Linked DNA regions of Mus musculus: region 2 is linked to region 1. The links are chromatin loops, found by intact Hi-C in ENCODE. Cell type or tissue: left cerebral cortex. All regions are shown on one strand.

Region 1 (8,000 bases):
CATGTGTAGGGTATAGGTGTGGAACATTCAGAGAATTCGTGCTTGGTCTCCAGGTCGCTTATCACAGGCAACCGTGATGATTTTCTCTGCCAGTAGAATATACTAATTGTCTGGATTCCTGTCCTAAAGGTGCTGCCAAGATCTCTTGCCATTCCTTTTGTTGAGGTATCCAGGAACTTGGGACTCCCGCCTATCCTGGTCCACTCTGACCTGGTGCTGACAAACTGGACCAAAAGGAACCCAGAAGGGTAAGGAGGGAAAGGATTCCTTCAGTTAGCAGCAGATTGAGAAAAGACTCAGGACTTGAACTGTCTTCGCAGAAAAGACTCAGGGTCTTAGGGCTGTTTTATAGTGAGCTGTGTGCTCCCATTCATTTAATTTAGGGTTCCAATAAAAGGGAATGCACACATTTAAACCTGAGACATTTCTTCTTCCTGGGCTCTCAGGCACACTGGCTTGCTGCTTCCAGTGCCCATCTGGATCTCTTAATCAGACTGTCAGCCTCCAGCTGTAATAATGACACTGGGCTGTTTTTTCTCAGCATGTTCTGTGTTCCATTCAAGTCAGGTTAGGATGGGGTGTCTGGAGGTGATCTCTATGGTTCTGAATAAATGATTTCACGTGGGTGGAATTCTGATTCACACCATCTATTCTGTCTAGTTTACACCATTCCACACTTGTCCCGGGCACAAAAGCATCTGTTTATTGACTTTTCAACAAACAACCAATCCATGGAAACTTCATTTTCACAGTTGAATCTGTCTCAGGCGGTCGACGCAAGGCAGCATTTACTTTTGTTATAAATTAAAACAGCAAACAAGAAGTCCAGGCTGGACATAAAGGGACCTTTCTTGGCATGCTGGTTGTAGGTAGCCATGCAGTGCTGAAAGAGATGGTTGAGATCTGCTGTGGACCCTTTCAAGAGACCCTTCCTTTTAAGAACTGGGGAGGGCTCCTCTTATCTACAGTCTGCTGAGCCTTAGAACTTCATGCTTTCTGGGATGATGATGTCATATGACGATGATGTCATATGATAATGTTACATGATGTCATACGATGTTGATGTTGTATGGTGATGCTATATGATGAATGGTATCATGATGGCATCATATGTTGATGATAAGCTTGTTTGTGACTGGGGACTGAATGAACCTTCACCTGTGAGGCAGGAGCTCCACCCCTGTTTTCTATCCCCAGCCCTCTCTTCAGCGTTTATTTAGATACAGTTTCTCTCACAATGCCAAAGCTGACCTGAAATTCACACTGTAGCATAAGCAGTCCCTGACTTGGTGATCCTTAGACCTCCTCAGCCCCTTGACTATCTGCCACTAACAGCATGCACAACCAGGCCTGACTTGGTCTTTGACCAATTATACAGCAACGAAAAACTGATCTGCATTGAAAGCTACTAAATCTAACTTAGAATTGGAGTAGGTGAGATGATAAATATGTGCGCCTGGACTATTGTGAAGCTGGGTTTGTGATTCAAGGGAAATTGGGAGATGAAGTCTTAAGGGAGGTGACAGGGTTGAAAACAACCCCAGGAAATGAATGTCCCATCAAGTGAGGTACAGCACCCAGAGATGCAAATGCAAGCCTGGAGCTCCCCCACCGTATTTCTTCTGAGCCATCATCTTCCTGAGTCTTTTAAGATGTCTACCCAGGGCTTATTAAGTGCTTTGAAGAAATGAAAGAAATAGAAGCAACACCCCCCCCCACCTCCACCCCCACCACCCAAACAGTTCAGTATTGAGACAAAGTAGCTCTTAACACAAGTCAAAGAACAACATAAACAGTATCTTCAGAACTCCAGGGGGAACAGCAGGGAAAGCATGGTGCCTGACCAGACGCTGATGTAAGGCCACTCCTAACAGGTGGGTAGGATTAGAGTAACTGAAGTGGGGTCTGCACCGAGAGGCAGCTAGAGAGAGGCAAGCAAGAATGTGTACATACACAGACACACGACACGGGCTGTCAAGTGAGATCTGGTTTCTGCTGTCACCCAGTGGCTCACTGTCCATCCTAGGTGGGTCCTGATCCGTACATGTGCCAGGGCATTGCAGATGAGTGTGGGAGCCTGGGTACCCGGGACCTCAAGAATTATATCTGGTTACTAACTAAGTTGTTTTCTTTTTTTTTTTCTTTTTCTCTTTGTTATCACCAATAACTATTATGCGACCAGACCGTTGGAAATCAGGTAAGATGTGCCTTTAGAACCACCCACTGTTACCTTTAAAGGCTTGTGATAAAGCAAGAGGGTGGCATGGTCAGCTGTATGGATGGAATAGCATCAGCTGTCTATGAACTCCTGAAAATTCGAAGTGCATTAAAAAGTCAATAGTCCAAGCAGTAGCTCTGATGGAGGTTAGCTTCTAGGGGTGCAGGGATTAATTTTTCTTAACCACATTTTCCTGTATGTCCATGATTTAAAAAAAAAGTGTAGTGTAAGAAAAGAAACCGTGGCTCTGTGAAAACTGGCAGAGATTTCTTATTTCTGAAGAACATCAGCAAAAGGCCAGAAACAGGCAGGTCACAGTGACAGAAGGGTCCCTTTGTAATCCCTTCTTACCTGATGGGCTGGAGCCCTTGTGAGTAGGTGTGGTCTATAGTCATAGGCTCCACCTTCCCCGGGGAGCAGAGCTAGCAGAGGAGCCAGAGTCACATCCTGCGCTCTCTCTCTCTCTCTCTCTCACACACACACACACACACACACACACACACACACACACACACACCCTCCTCAGCTCTGTGGAGCATACAGGTGGATGGCAAATATTCCCCAGGCTAACACCTCTGCTGGACCGAGGAGATGTGTGACTCACCTCCGCTTTGCTGTTTTGAGGTTTGAGGCTGGGCTTTGCTTATGTTTGAGATGCTGGGGACAACGCAGATGTGTGCAGATACTCATCTGGGTTCTGTATCAGGTCAGATTTGGCTCTGATGGGAAGACAGGACAGCAGCAGGTTGATTAGAAATGACCTCCCTCCTCCTCCTCCTCCTCTTCTTCTTCTTCTTCTTCTTCTTCTTCTTCTTCTTCTTCTTCTTCTTCTTCTTCTTCTTCTTCTTCTTCTTCTTCTTCTTCTTCTTCTTCTTCTTCTTCTTCTTCTTCTTCTTCCACACATTATATTCTATCCACAGTTTCTCCTCCCCTACTCCTCCCAGTCCTCCTCTCACTTCTCCTTTCCCTAGATCTACTCCTACTTTTCCAAAAAAAAAAAAAAAAAAAAGCAAGCCTCCTGGAGCTATCCTCCAAACCTGCCCTGACATAGTTACAAACAGCAGCCCCTCATTTCAAGGCTTGATGAGGCAACCCACTAGGAGGACAAGGATCCAAAGAGCAGGCAAGAGTCAGAGACACTCTTCCACTCCCACTATTCGGAGTTCCACAGGAACACGAAACTACACACAACCACAACATATGAGCAGACGGCGTAGGTCACGCCGATGCAGGTTCTGTGATTGTCACTTCAGTCTCTGTGAGCCCCCATGAGGTCGGCTTGTTTTTGATTCCGTGGGCTGTGTTCTCCTGGCGTTCTCAACCCCTCTGACTACTGTAGTCTGTCCTGCCCCTCTTCTGTAGCGTTCCTGGAGCTCCACCTACTGTTTGGATGTGGTAATGACAGGCTTCCGGCCGCGGTTCTGTGGCAGCAATTCATCCTTGGGTTAGAACTCTAGTCAGGCACGCAGGCACACACCCATAATGGTCATAGTTCTCAGGTCATAGGAATTTGGCTCTAACTGATCTGATTTTCTTCTTTTCTTGGTCTCTTCCTCCAGTAACCTGGAAACCATCATCTCATTTCCGGGGGGAGAGAGCCTGCGGGGCTTCATCCTAGTGACAGTCTTGGTGGAGAAGGCAGCAGTGCCCGGCCTTAAGGTATCTTCTTACTCACCCGGCCCTCTCCCTATGGTGGTTTTCCCCACGTGGACAGACAGAGGCCTCCTCCTCCTAGGGTTGACGATGAAGAGACATATCTGAGTTCTAGCCTGTGGTGTCAGTGCCCTTTTAGCCTGGAGTGAACCGACTTCTCCGTCTACACCCAGGTACCACACGCTGAGTGCAACAGACACCCACTGCGCTAGCTGTTCCACTTCATGGACCTGCAGAAGCTAGAGACTCAGAGGTCAAAAAGAAAAAGACTGTTTTATGGAAAGGCAGATAAAGGCATATCCATGCATATCTGTAGGGATGCCAGAGTAGAAACGACTGTGATATGGGAAACCCAGAAGGAATGAGAAAGCACTTGTGTTGAGGCTCTTGATGTCACAATTTACGCTCCAGAGATATTCCAGTAGTGTGGGCTACTCCGTGGCGATCTGCATCCCGCGGGGGTTTTAATAAAAAAAGTTACTTCGTAGCACCTCAACTGAGAACGTGGATCTTATTCCTAGGCCCTGGTTCAGGGAATGGAGGCCATTCGGCAACACAGTCAGGACACCCTGCTAGAAGCCCTGCAGCAGCTGAGACTCTCCATCCAGGATATCACCAGAGCCTTGGCCCAAATGCATGGTAAGATACTGGAGCAGCGTCTCCAGTGGCCTGGACTTGGGCAGGTCCTACGTGGATGATGGTGGTCCATCTCTCCACAAGATGGCGCTAGTGTTCTATATTTAGCGTAAAGCGTCCCAGTCAGAGAATTGTTTTTTTTTTTTTTTTTCCAGTCGGCAGAAATATTTTTTTTAGAATCGTTCTTTATAGTTTCGTGTGGTTGGGGTAGCTTCCCTTCTCCAGGGTCCAGATACGACTTTGGCATGCTGATCTCTTAACGAAGCCTGGGAGATTGGATGGGCCACAAGGGGGAATGTTGGTTATACAGGTTAGGCTTGCTGGCGGGCAGGGCTGTCCCGTGGGGGCGTCTGTAAGGCCCTCAAGAGTCATTTGCTTTTCCTCTCTGACCATGTTACAAATCCAGAAAGACCCTCATGATCCGCTGAAGGAGGTCCAAGGACCCGGAGAGCTCCCCAATTAGACTCCTTCCAAGCCATCTGATCCTGAGACAAATTTCTCTATGTGATGACTTTTTTTCAAGGTTTTAGAACTAGCTGTATTCACACACGTGGCGAAGGAGAAGGACACGTGTCCACACTTTTCAAAGATGGCAACAGTATCCTCCACACCATCCCATGAAGCCCTTAGTGTGGGCACGCCCTCCTCGCGTCTCCGGATGGAGGATATGTCCTAGCCTCTGAAATACTTGCAGTCAAAATAGGGCACTAGTGAGGACAGTTTAGTCCAGTGTTCAGTGAGTTTTCATCCCCAGTGCTGAGACGCCATGGGAAGGGCAGTGTTCCTGGCACACAAGCAGGCTGACAACAGCCTATCAGACAAGGACACACAGCTAAGGGGCTAAGGGCTGTCCGATGATCCTTACTCAGTGTGGCACTGAGGAGCGGAAACAGGTCGCCACCACCTTGCCTCTATGCAGGCACCTTGCCAGCAGTACAGAGTCAGCAAGGGGAGGCGCTTGCCATACTATAACAGTTACCATAAAAGAGAGATCATGTTTAAAAACAAAATCAAACGCTGGAAGGCATAGGCAGGGGGTCGTGCGTGTCCTTGGCACGGAGTCTGGTCTGCATGGGCTGCTTTTGTGTGTGATTCGGAGAGCGTGGCTGGGTGGATTCCCTCCACTCCCAAACCCCCAACTAGATTTTACCAATAACCAATCACTGTGTTTAGAGCCCAGCTTCAGCAAGCATCCTGGGTTTCCCTCAGGACATCCTTCCTTCCTTCCCAGGCATGTAGGGTCCATAAAAATGCCTTTTGTGGACATCGGAGGCCCACTGCGCTGCAAGCCAAGTCCCCAGGCCTTTGCCCAGCCTAACATAGTTGTACAAATAAGGTTTGTTTAATGCCATTTGCAAGCAAAAATTCTCCACTGAAATATGGTCCCAGGACTGTTCGTTAGCTCTTACGTAAGAAATGATTCAGGAAGAACAGGTTGGAAATATAATCCCCCATACTTTCTTCTGAAGTTTTCATCTTTTATACTTAAGTTCTTAACTCATCTATTATCATCTGCATGTGCTATGAGATAGCAAATGAATTCAATCTCCCTCCTGCAGGTAACGTCCACATGGTCTCTCCTTAGATTTGGTTAAAGGAGCAGGTTTTCTGCAGTGGCCTCTGCTCTTTCCCTTTGGGTGTGTCTCTCTGCTCTGGGTGCCCTTAGTCTCTTCTTCCTTTTCTCTGGAAAGTTCCCTCCCTGGTTTTCTTCTTCAGGGGCCTGGCTGTCTCTCGGGAGCCTTAGCAGGAACCACAAAAAGAAACACAGAAACCAAACCCTCAAATGGGGACTTAGTTCAAGCTGCATTAAGTATGGATTCTGATATTATACGTGCAATTTCTATCACGGAAGGAAAACAGGCCAAGGGACTAGAAGCAGCATAAAATATTAGTCTGCATTTCCTGATGACTTCTTCTAACTCATTTGTCACGGTTGCTGGGTGGTCTTTATCTGTCACATGCTGTCTTGACACAAGGACCCCTCTCTGGTATACACCTTCATTGGCTACCCAGTTTCCCTGTGTGAGAATTCAGCATCTGCATTTTCATGCGCAGGGTTCCTTGAGTTTCTTCCAAAGGAAGGCAGATGCCTAAATTCTGTTTTATCAACAGTTATTTGCATTCTTGTGTGTGGCAAACATATCTTTTTATTTAGTTACTTCTGCGCTGTTTGTTTCTACCTTATAGAATGAAGCAGGTATTTAAACGTTAACTTGGAATCCAGCCCTTTGGTAAACTACATTCTTATTGATTACAGCAGTAATTTACAGGGTTAGCTGGGTTTCTATGCAGAGATCTTGTTGCTGAGACGTATGCTTAGGTTCATCATTAATTATCTTTTTCTTAAAAATAATTTTCCCTCACATAATATATCCTTCCCCTTTTCTCCCCTCAGTTTCTGCCCACCTTCCCTCCCACCCAGATCCACCACCTTCTGTGTTACACTGGAAAACCAACAGGCTTCTAAGGGGTAATAATAAAATAAAGTAAGAGAAAACAAAAACTATCATGTTAAGTTGGACAAGACAAACAAACAGATGGAAAGGAGCCTGGGAAAAGGCACATGCACACACACACACACACACACACACACACACACACACACCAAGAGACAAAAAGTCAGCTGTAAGTGCACATGCATCCACACACTCAGGATACCACAAAACACTAAACCAGAAATCATAGCATATATACAAAGGACCTGTAGGGTAAAAAAAAAAAAAAAAAAAAAAAAAAAAAGTGTGTGTGTGTGTGTGTGTGTGTGTGTGTGTGTGTGATAGAGAGAGAGAGAGAGAGATGGGGGGAGGGAGAGGGAGAGGGAGAGGGGGAGGGAGGAGAAGGAGAGGGAGAGGAAGAGAGGGAGGAGAGGGAGAGAGAGGGAGAGAGGGAGAGGGGGAGGGAGGAGAGGAAGAGAGGGAGAGAGGGAGAGGGAGGAGAGAGAGGGAGAGAGGGAGAGGGGGAGGGAGGAGAAGGAGAGAGAGAGGGAGGAGAGGAGGGAGGGGGAGGGGAGGGGGAGGGGAGGGGGAGGGGAGGGGGAGGGGGAGGGGAGGAGAAACAGACAGAGAGAGACAGACACAGAGATATGAGACAGAGAGACAGATCCTGTCTAGAGCGCTGGCGAGTTTTATGTGAACTCAGCACATATAGATCATCTAAGAGGAGAGCTCCTCAGTGCAGAAGAGGCCCTCATAGGGCAGGGCTGTGCTCAAGCCTGTGGGGCATTTTCTCAATTAGTGATTGATGGGGAGGACCCAGCCCATCGTGAGTGGAGCCACCCCTGGGCTGGTGGTCCAGGTTTCTATAAGAGAGCAGGCTGAGCAACCTATGAGGATCAAGCCAGTAAGCAGCGTCCCTCCACGGTCTCTGCATCAGCTCCTGCCTCCAGGTGCCATCCCTGTTGGCGTTCCTGTCCTGAGTTCCCTTGATTAGGAAGCACGGTGTGGAAGCATACGATGGATAAATGCTTTGTTCCTCAAGTTGCTTGGGTCAGGTT
Region 2 (8,000 bases), 1.2 Mb after region 1:
CATATGTTATATTCAGACTTTCCTCTTGACTTATCTTTGTGTTATCTGCATCTCTAACTCATCTGCCTCATCTTCAAAATCTGATGCTCTGCTGTCTTTATGAATTCTATGAGTGATAATTCCCACTGATTTTTTTAACTTATTGAACTTCTCATTTCCAGTATTTCAGCTTGATCTTACAGTAAATCTATTTATTAAATTCCATATTCCCATCCCATATTGACTTCACTCTTTTCATTCAGCTGTGTGTTCTCTTTTAATTTATTCAGAAATTCGTGTTCTCCTTGATTTCTTTGAACATACTTACAAATATTCTTTCAAATTATTTGTCTGGGATTTCATATAATTCATTCTTATTGGAGGCCGTTACTGTGGGATTAGTCGGTTTTTGAGAAGTCATGTTGCCTGGTCTTTCATGTTTCTTGTGTTTTTGCACTTGGACTTGCACAACTGGGATTAGCTGGCTGCTTGGATTTCCTTTCTTAATCACCCACATTTATTTTGTGGACATGTTTGCAATGTAGAAATGAGACTAAGTCATAATAGGATTAAGATGTTGTTTCTCTCTGATAGATCAGGGGTGTAGTTCAGTAGTTAGATTTTCAAGTCACATGCTCAGAGAAGCAAGTTCAACCTTCAGGACCATTCAGAGAGTAGAGCACTATCTGGAGGAATGGTTACAAGAAAGGATTAGGCCTTCTATGAAAGCACAGTGATAAACACGAAACAGCCACCCCTTCAACTTCAGTAGTTTTATGAAGCAAAAGACCCAAATAGTACTGAGCACATCAAGATATTAGTTACTGAGGATCCAAACAATAAAGAAATATGCAAAGTAAGACTAACAATAACAATTAAGAAACAGAGGAGTAAAAATGTAAAGAGGGACAATCAGAGGCATGGAGGGATGATGCAACTGAAAAGTTAGAGGGGAAAGAAGAAACAGTAAAGGATACAACCTCAAACAGTCCTGGCTCTCAGCAGACTGAGGCACAGAGACCCCTAACCCTAGGCCAGTCTGGGTTCTCTGGGAAAGCCTATCCCAAAGCTGGATGGAAAGAGGGAAAGAAAGAACAAGCACAGAGTGAACAAAGCTGACCTGCTAAAATTATGTTAGATCCCAGCACTTAGGAGACAGAGGCTGGCGGAGCTCCATTTATTCAAGACCATTCTGCTCTACATAGTGAGTTCCAGGACATTCAGGACTACATAAACAGACCCAGTCTCAAATAGATAGATGATTGATAGATGATAGATGACAGACAGACAGACAGACAGACAGACAGATAGGCATAAATAACATTATGACCCAAAGCAGCTTGGGGAGGAAGCTTATTCATCTCATAAGTTTATTTCATCTCATACTTGCACAGCACAGTCCATCATCCAAGAAAGTTAGAGTGGGAACTCAAGGCAGGAACCTGGAGACAGGAACCAAAGCAGAAGCCATAGAGGGATGCTGCTTACCGGCATCCTCAGCCTGCTTTCTCATACCATCAGGACCATGCACAGGGATGGCATTCCACGGTGGGCTGGGACCTCTAATAGACTTGCTCACATGCTAAGCTGGTAGGGGCATTTTCTCAACTGGGATTTCTCCTCCCAATGACTCTAGCTTGGGTCAGGTTGACAAAAATAAAAACAAAATAAAATAAAAACAAAACTAATTTCTATGTGCTTGGGTATAGAGCCATCTCCTGGAGCATGAATAGCCACTCAGGGCCCTCATCCCTGAACAAAAACTGATAATCTGGACCCCAGGATCCATTTATTACCAATAGATCATCACATAGAATTTCATGAGCCTCTTCCCTATCCATTTAGGATTTTGTCTGGCTTGATGTTGTACAAGTTCTTGTATGCAGTTAAACTGATTTGTGTTCATGTGTGAAGTGTTTCTGTCATGTCTTGTCATGCCCTCTTTTCCATGATGGTCCCTGAACCATGAGATTTCACATAGATTTCCCATTTATACATGAGAACTCTCAAATGCACTATTCTCTTGCATGTTAATGAGTTGTGAGTCTATTAGTTACCGTCTACTACAAAAAGATGCTTCTCTGATGAGGGTAGAAAGGTGCACTAATCTGTAGGAATAAAGATAAGAACTTAGGGCAGAGGGTCTCAATCTGTGGGTTGTGAACCCTTTGGGGGTCATGTATCAGATATCCTGCATATCAGTGTGGGAAGCCGTTGCAGAGTGGCAGTTGCAGAGTGGCAGTTGGCTACTGCTGGCCACCACACATACATAGGCAGTGAAGGTTCTTTTGCCAAGACAAGTTAACCAATCAGATGTGAGACACGCCTCTCCTAGGCCTATGTAAGCAGCACCAGTTCTGGGCTCAGGGTCTTTTTGCCTCTACAATCAAGCTCTCCCAATAAACGTGTGCAGAAGGATCCTGTTGCAGTGTCGTTCTTCCTGGCCAGTCGAGCGCGCGCAAGATATCAGATATTTATATTGCTATTCATAACAGTGGCAACATTACAGTTATAAAATAGCTATAAAATAATTTTGTGGTTGGGGTCCACTACAACATGAAGAACTATATAAAAGGGTCACAGCATTAGGAAGGTTGAGAACCACGGACTTAGAAGGTAGAACAATACTATGTTCATTTAGCAGAATAATAATACTAGGTTGTTCCCTATGGCCATAACCAACCATGGATTTTGGGCTCAGTTAAGAGTACCAGACATGAGCTCCAGCTTGTGGAGTGGACTTTAAAGAAGAAGGTGGTTGGTTACTTCCAAAACATCTGTGGCACTAATGCGCCAGTGGTTGTACCTGTTGTAGAACATGCCAAGCCATCACTGTTGTAGAACATGGATTCATAGCAGAATAAGTCTGTTCACGAATTTTCTCCCCCAAGTTGCAAGCATACAACCTTGCAGCACGGTGAAAGCTAGCCAATAGGAATAAAACTACCGGGTCTGAACCAGACTGATTTCTCTGTTCTGAGTCGATAATGTGGTGTCTTCAGCAACAAGGTTTGAGCATCAAGTTCTGAAGGGTAAGCGAGATCCATGGCAGTGGCCAATAACATTTGAATCCCGTTATTATAGCATATATGTGATGGAAACCCTAAAGTAAGTCTTTTTTCCTTAGGCTGTAAAGAAAAAGAAAATAATGACATTTCAAGAAAATTGATGGAACTGGAAATCATTATGTTAAAGTGAAATATGTCAGACTCAAAGCCAAACTTGCATGTTTTCCCTCAGATGCAGAACCTAAATTGAAATTTTATATGCATATGTATATGCATATTTGTATACGCGTGCTAACACTGCTTTTATTTAATTCTAGGAATTCTAGAATTTCCTCCTTGATTTCTTCGGCACCTTCTGTTTGTTCAGAAGTGTGCTATTTGTTTGCAGCTTTTGTAGTTCTATTGTTTCTATTGCTGTTACTTTCAAGTTTTGTTCTATGGTTTAATAAAAAAAAACATGGTTCATTCCATTTTTAAAAAATTTCTTAAGACTTACTTTGTGACTTATAGTATGATCAATTTTAGAAAAAACTCCATGTGCCACGGTGAATAATCTCTATTCCCTATCTGTTAGATGGGATATTCTTTAGAAATATTAGAGCCTTTTGATCTATAGGATAATTTCACTCTAAGGTGTCTTTGCTGAGATTGAGTTTGGATGACTTACCTAAAGATGATCATGGGGTATTCAAGTCTCTCTCCATGGTCGTATCAGAGTCTACCTGAACTGTCATGCTTGCTTAGTGCATTTGATGACATTGAGAACTCTTTCATTGCCTAGATGTTCACGATTGTGGAATTCCTCTTGAGGCATCAGCCCCTTTATTAACGTATGACCATCACCCTTTTCACATCTCTGTAGTTTGAAATTCAAGTCTACTTTACCAGAAATGAGAATAGCTGCTTGCTTGTGGCTTTTGGGTCTCTTTCAGGAGGCTGCTAAATGTACAGCTGTGTTCAGTTTGGCTTCTTGTCCTGGACCCCACCCACCTTCTTCCCTGACATTTTCAAGTATCTTGCCACTGCCTTTGAGATCCAGGATCTCTTCAACTATTCTTTCCTTATTCTGATTCATTTCATATGCTTCATTTTTCTCCCATCACTGGTCCTGCACTAGTGCTGTGGTGATCTTTGTATTCAAGAAATGGCATTGCAATGCTTGACTCACAGTGAGTCTGCCTTAACCAAACAGTACACTGGAGAACCTGGCTAGCAGTGACTCTGGATGACATGCCTGGGTCACCCTTATCTGAGGGAGGCACAGAGAGGTGTAGACACTCATTCACAGTTCATTCTAAACAATGCACCAACAGAAGGTCTAAGACAAAGCTGGGTTTGGGTCGCCCTCTAGTGTTGAAACGGTGATAACAGACAAAAGTATCCTTATGGCAAACCCGGTCTTGGGGTGACAGCAAGTGCTGAGATTGTAGGGGTGACAACAATGTCGGAGGAAATAATCAGTCTGCTTAGAATTTCTGGAAAAGAAAGCACAGACTTCAATAAATGCAGGATTTTAATGCACAGATTGCATTGCACACTGAGCAACATTAAGAACTTCCAGTAAAAAGAGATGATTAGGAATTGATAAAGAAGCTAGAAGAAAGGGAAGAGAAAGGAACAAAGGCAGTAAGTAGAAAACAGATATGATCAATACCTGATTTCATGTATGGAAAGGCCAGTGAATCCCATTTCTATGTACTAGAAATATGCGTTAATTTAAATTTTTCCAAAGCTGGGGGAAGGGGGAAAATTTCAATGATCCATGACCCCATCTAAGAGTGAAAATGAGGTACAGAAATCAGTCATAACCAACAGGGATAAAGCCTAAAGTGGAGGTTTAGAGCAGCTGTGCAGTGGTTTGAATGAGAAATGTCCCCCACAGGCTCCGGTGTCTGAACACGTGGTCTCCAGTTGGTGGCGCTGTTGGGGCAGGCTTGGAAGTGCTGGAAGGAGACCATCAAAGGAAAGGGAAGCCTTTGAGGGTATAGAGCTCCATTGTACTTTCAGTTTGCTAACATTTAAAGATGTGTGCTCAGCTTCCTGCTGTTGCTATCCTGTCTGCTACTTGCTACCATAGCTTCTGCCATGACTGGATCTGATCCCTCTGGAACCATGAGTCCAAATAAAATCTTTCTAATATAAGTTTCCTTGCACATGGTATTTTATCACAGCAACCAAAAAGGTAACTAATAAAAACAGTTAAGGAAGCCAGACAAGTTCAAGAAAACACACACACACACACATACCCTCAATACTCTAATAGAGAAACTTAGTAAAGAAATAGTAGTCACTCTTTTTAAATTAAACAAAAATCTTTGAACTGGAAATACATTTAAATAAGTAAATTAAGTGAAATAACAAATGTTGAAAAAAGCACCAGTATTAAATATATCAAAGGAAAAGTGGGTGAGGCTGAATTCAGACTTATTAAAGAAAAGAGTGAAGAAGAATGAAGAAATTGGGAGAATGTTGGGGTCACACTAAAGGCAAAAAAGAAAAATATGGATTATTGCAGTTCAAAGTCCTCTGGAAGTCAAAGGGAGCTTACTCAAAGAGATAATAGCAGAAAATTTCCCAAACAAAGGAAGATACAAATATTCAAATATAGACCCTAGTGGACCCCCAAGACATTATAATCATGCTTTCAAAGGTCAAAGACCATGAGAAAATCTTCAAAGCACGGAGAGAAAAGAAGTGGACAGACTGCAGAATACTCATGTTGTCTGAGCACCCCAGGAGAGAATGGTGGGAGAGTTTCCTGGTACCAAGGAAAGCACTGACCAACCAGAAGGCTGTACCCAGCCAAAATCTGTCCTTCAGAAATGAAGGAAGGATGAAGAATATCTCTTCCCCAGCCCTGCCCTATAGAAAGGCCAAGAGAGTCCTCCAAACAAATAAAACTGTCAGTGAACAGAATACCAGAAGGCATAAAAATAATGACAAAGGACAACAGCTAAAATTCATATTTTTCTGTTTTTACAAAGTGATACGTAAGCCATTCATATCTTAGGCGTATGAAGACTAAAAATAATTATAATAGATTAATTATGTCTAATGTGTTTGAAAAGGGGTAAGACAGAGAGCTGTAACGTGGATGCCAAATATTCAAAATGTGTCCTGAAACTTCGAAACGCAGAGAAAAACACTTCAAGACACAGGTGTAGAGAATGTTTTTCTGAATTTGGCTCCAAAATGCTCAGGAAATAACAGGAAATAACTAAGAATTGCATCAAATTAGAAAGTTTCTAAATGGCTAAGGAAACAATTAGCAGAGTGAAGTGGCAGGCTACAGAACGGGAGGAAACGTTTGCTAAATATTTACATGACATGGAAATAATATCCGTCCTGTATTCTCAAAATTGGAAAATTAAGCAACAAAAGAAAAATAATCCAATCAATAAATGGGCAACTTCAATAGATACTTTTCAAAGTAAACTTAAAAAAAATGGCCAGCCAATAAATAATAAATTTAAAATGTTAAACGCTTTTATCCACTGGGGAAATACAAATCAAAACTACACTGAGACTCCATCTCACCCCAGTCAGAAAAACAGAACAGAACAAAACAATGACAACAAAAAATAAAAACCCAAAAACCCAACAAATATTGGCAAGGGGAAAAAGAACTCTTATACCGTGCTGACAGAAGTATAAATCAACGCATCCACTCGGAAATCAATAAGGAAGTCCTTTATGAATTTCATGGCTATAGATCATGAAAACATCAGGAGGGATTAAAGCATATGGTAAAAAATTTTGCATATCTACGTTTATCACACACTACCCTTAATAGTGAAGTCATGGACTAAGCTTTGGTGCCTAGCAGCAGAGTAAACGGGGGTGCTTCATGGAAGGACGAGCAATGCAGCATCCTGCCATAAAGAAGAGTGAACCCATGTCATGTGCAGGAAAATAGATGGGGCTAGAAATGATCGTGCTAACTGAAGCAACCTAGAGTCAGATCGACGAGACAAGGGTCCTGTATCTTCCCTCATGTGTGAACTATGGAAGGGGGGAAAGGCCACGGGAACAGAAAGCAGACTATTGGTGATAAGCTCAAGGGGCTTCTGAGAAGGTCCAAGGTCCATGGAGGACAGATCAAACACCTCAACATCCCATCACCCCAGTGTCCCTTCCTGTTAGAAGTCTCCAGAAGTTCGGAAGGCCATATCTAGGTGCTAGGTCAAAAGCAACGTGAACAAATGGTCCAACCGTTCTGTGCGTCCCTGGGTTCTCGGTGTAAGGTGAAGGACTCGTGAACTTCCGCCTACCCCATCCTCTTTGGCATGTCTGTTGTGGCTATCCTTGTTCAGCTTATATTTAAGTCGTCATGTGAAGACTTTATGGGTATCGCTTCTGACATCAAACACAATCTCACAGGAAACTCCCCACCCTCTGGCTCGTACACTCTTCTGGCCCCTTCTTCTCTCATAATCCCTGAGACATAGGTGGAGGAGTTGTTTTATAGATGTATTGGGACTGGGGCTCCACGTCTATAAAATTTGATTGGTGGTAGTTTTCTGTGAGGATCTTCAGCGGGTGCATCCCAAAGTCTTCTTGACAAGAGGCGTGGATGTGTTGATAGACAACAGATGAGTATCAAACTTATCTGGTGTGTACAAGAACAAATGTTTAGAATGTACTTCGAGATTAGGGGGCAGTTTAGGAAAGCCATAGTTGTAGGTTCTCCTGCAAGATCCATGACTTCCCCAGCCTTGGGTAGTTGGCTAGGTGTCCAGTATTAGGAATGGTTTCCCTCCTATTGAGTGGGTCTTCCCTTCTTTGGAAGCTTAAATGGCGGTTTCTGTACCATGAGAGCTAGTTCTCAAGGAGGAGACATTCAGGTTCATTCCAGCTCAGGGGCCTCTGGACCCCCGTGTCTGAAGTACAGCTTACCTTCAGCAATAGGGGCTTACCTTCCACCTCTAGAGGGCAATCAAGGCCAATAACAAGAGCCTGTGATGTTTTAGGAGTCTCTTGGACAACCCTGACCAACCCTCAAAATTGGATTTC

Evidence for each region. Peaks named below come from ENCODE experiments on the same cell type or tissue, not always from the same donor. Only the 100,000 strongest peaks of a DNase experiment are listed, where the experiment ranks them.
Region 2: it touches region 1 in a loop (4-fold over the local background); 3 of 42 quality-filtered maps call a loop at or near these places.

The regions. Positions count from the first base shown.
Region 1 is chr8:24,543,017-24,551,016 of GRCm38, reverse strand. Ido2 (indoleamine 2,3-dioxygenase 2) reads left to right here. Exons shown (of 10, transcript NM_145949.2): 4 at 130-248; 5 at 2,183-2,197; 6 at 3,778-3,877; 7 at 4,393-4,510. Among named protein-coding and RNA genes, the nearest start is that of Ido2, 29 kb to the left of the region's middle. In left cerebral cortex, CTCF peaks have their summits at 3,600 (motif pointing left) and 4,581 (motif pointing right); DNase peaks (open chromatin) are centred at 3,603, 4,575 and 5,111; H3K4me3 peaks cover 503 bases.
Region 2 is chr8:23,340,685-23,348,684 of GRCm38, reverse strand. No RefSeq gene overlaps it. Among named protein-coding and RNA genes, the nearest start is that of Gm24335, 55 kb to the right of the region's middle. In left cerebral cortex, CTCF peaks have their summits at 4,342 (motif pointing left) and 7,895 (motif pointing right); a DNase peak (open chromatin) is centred at 4,329.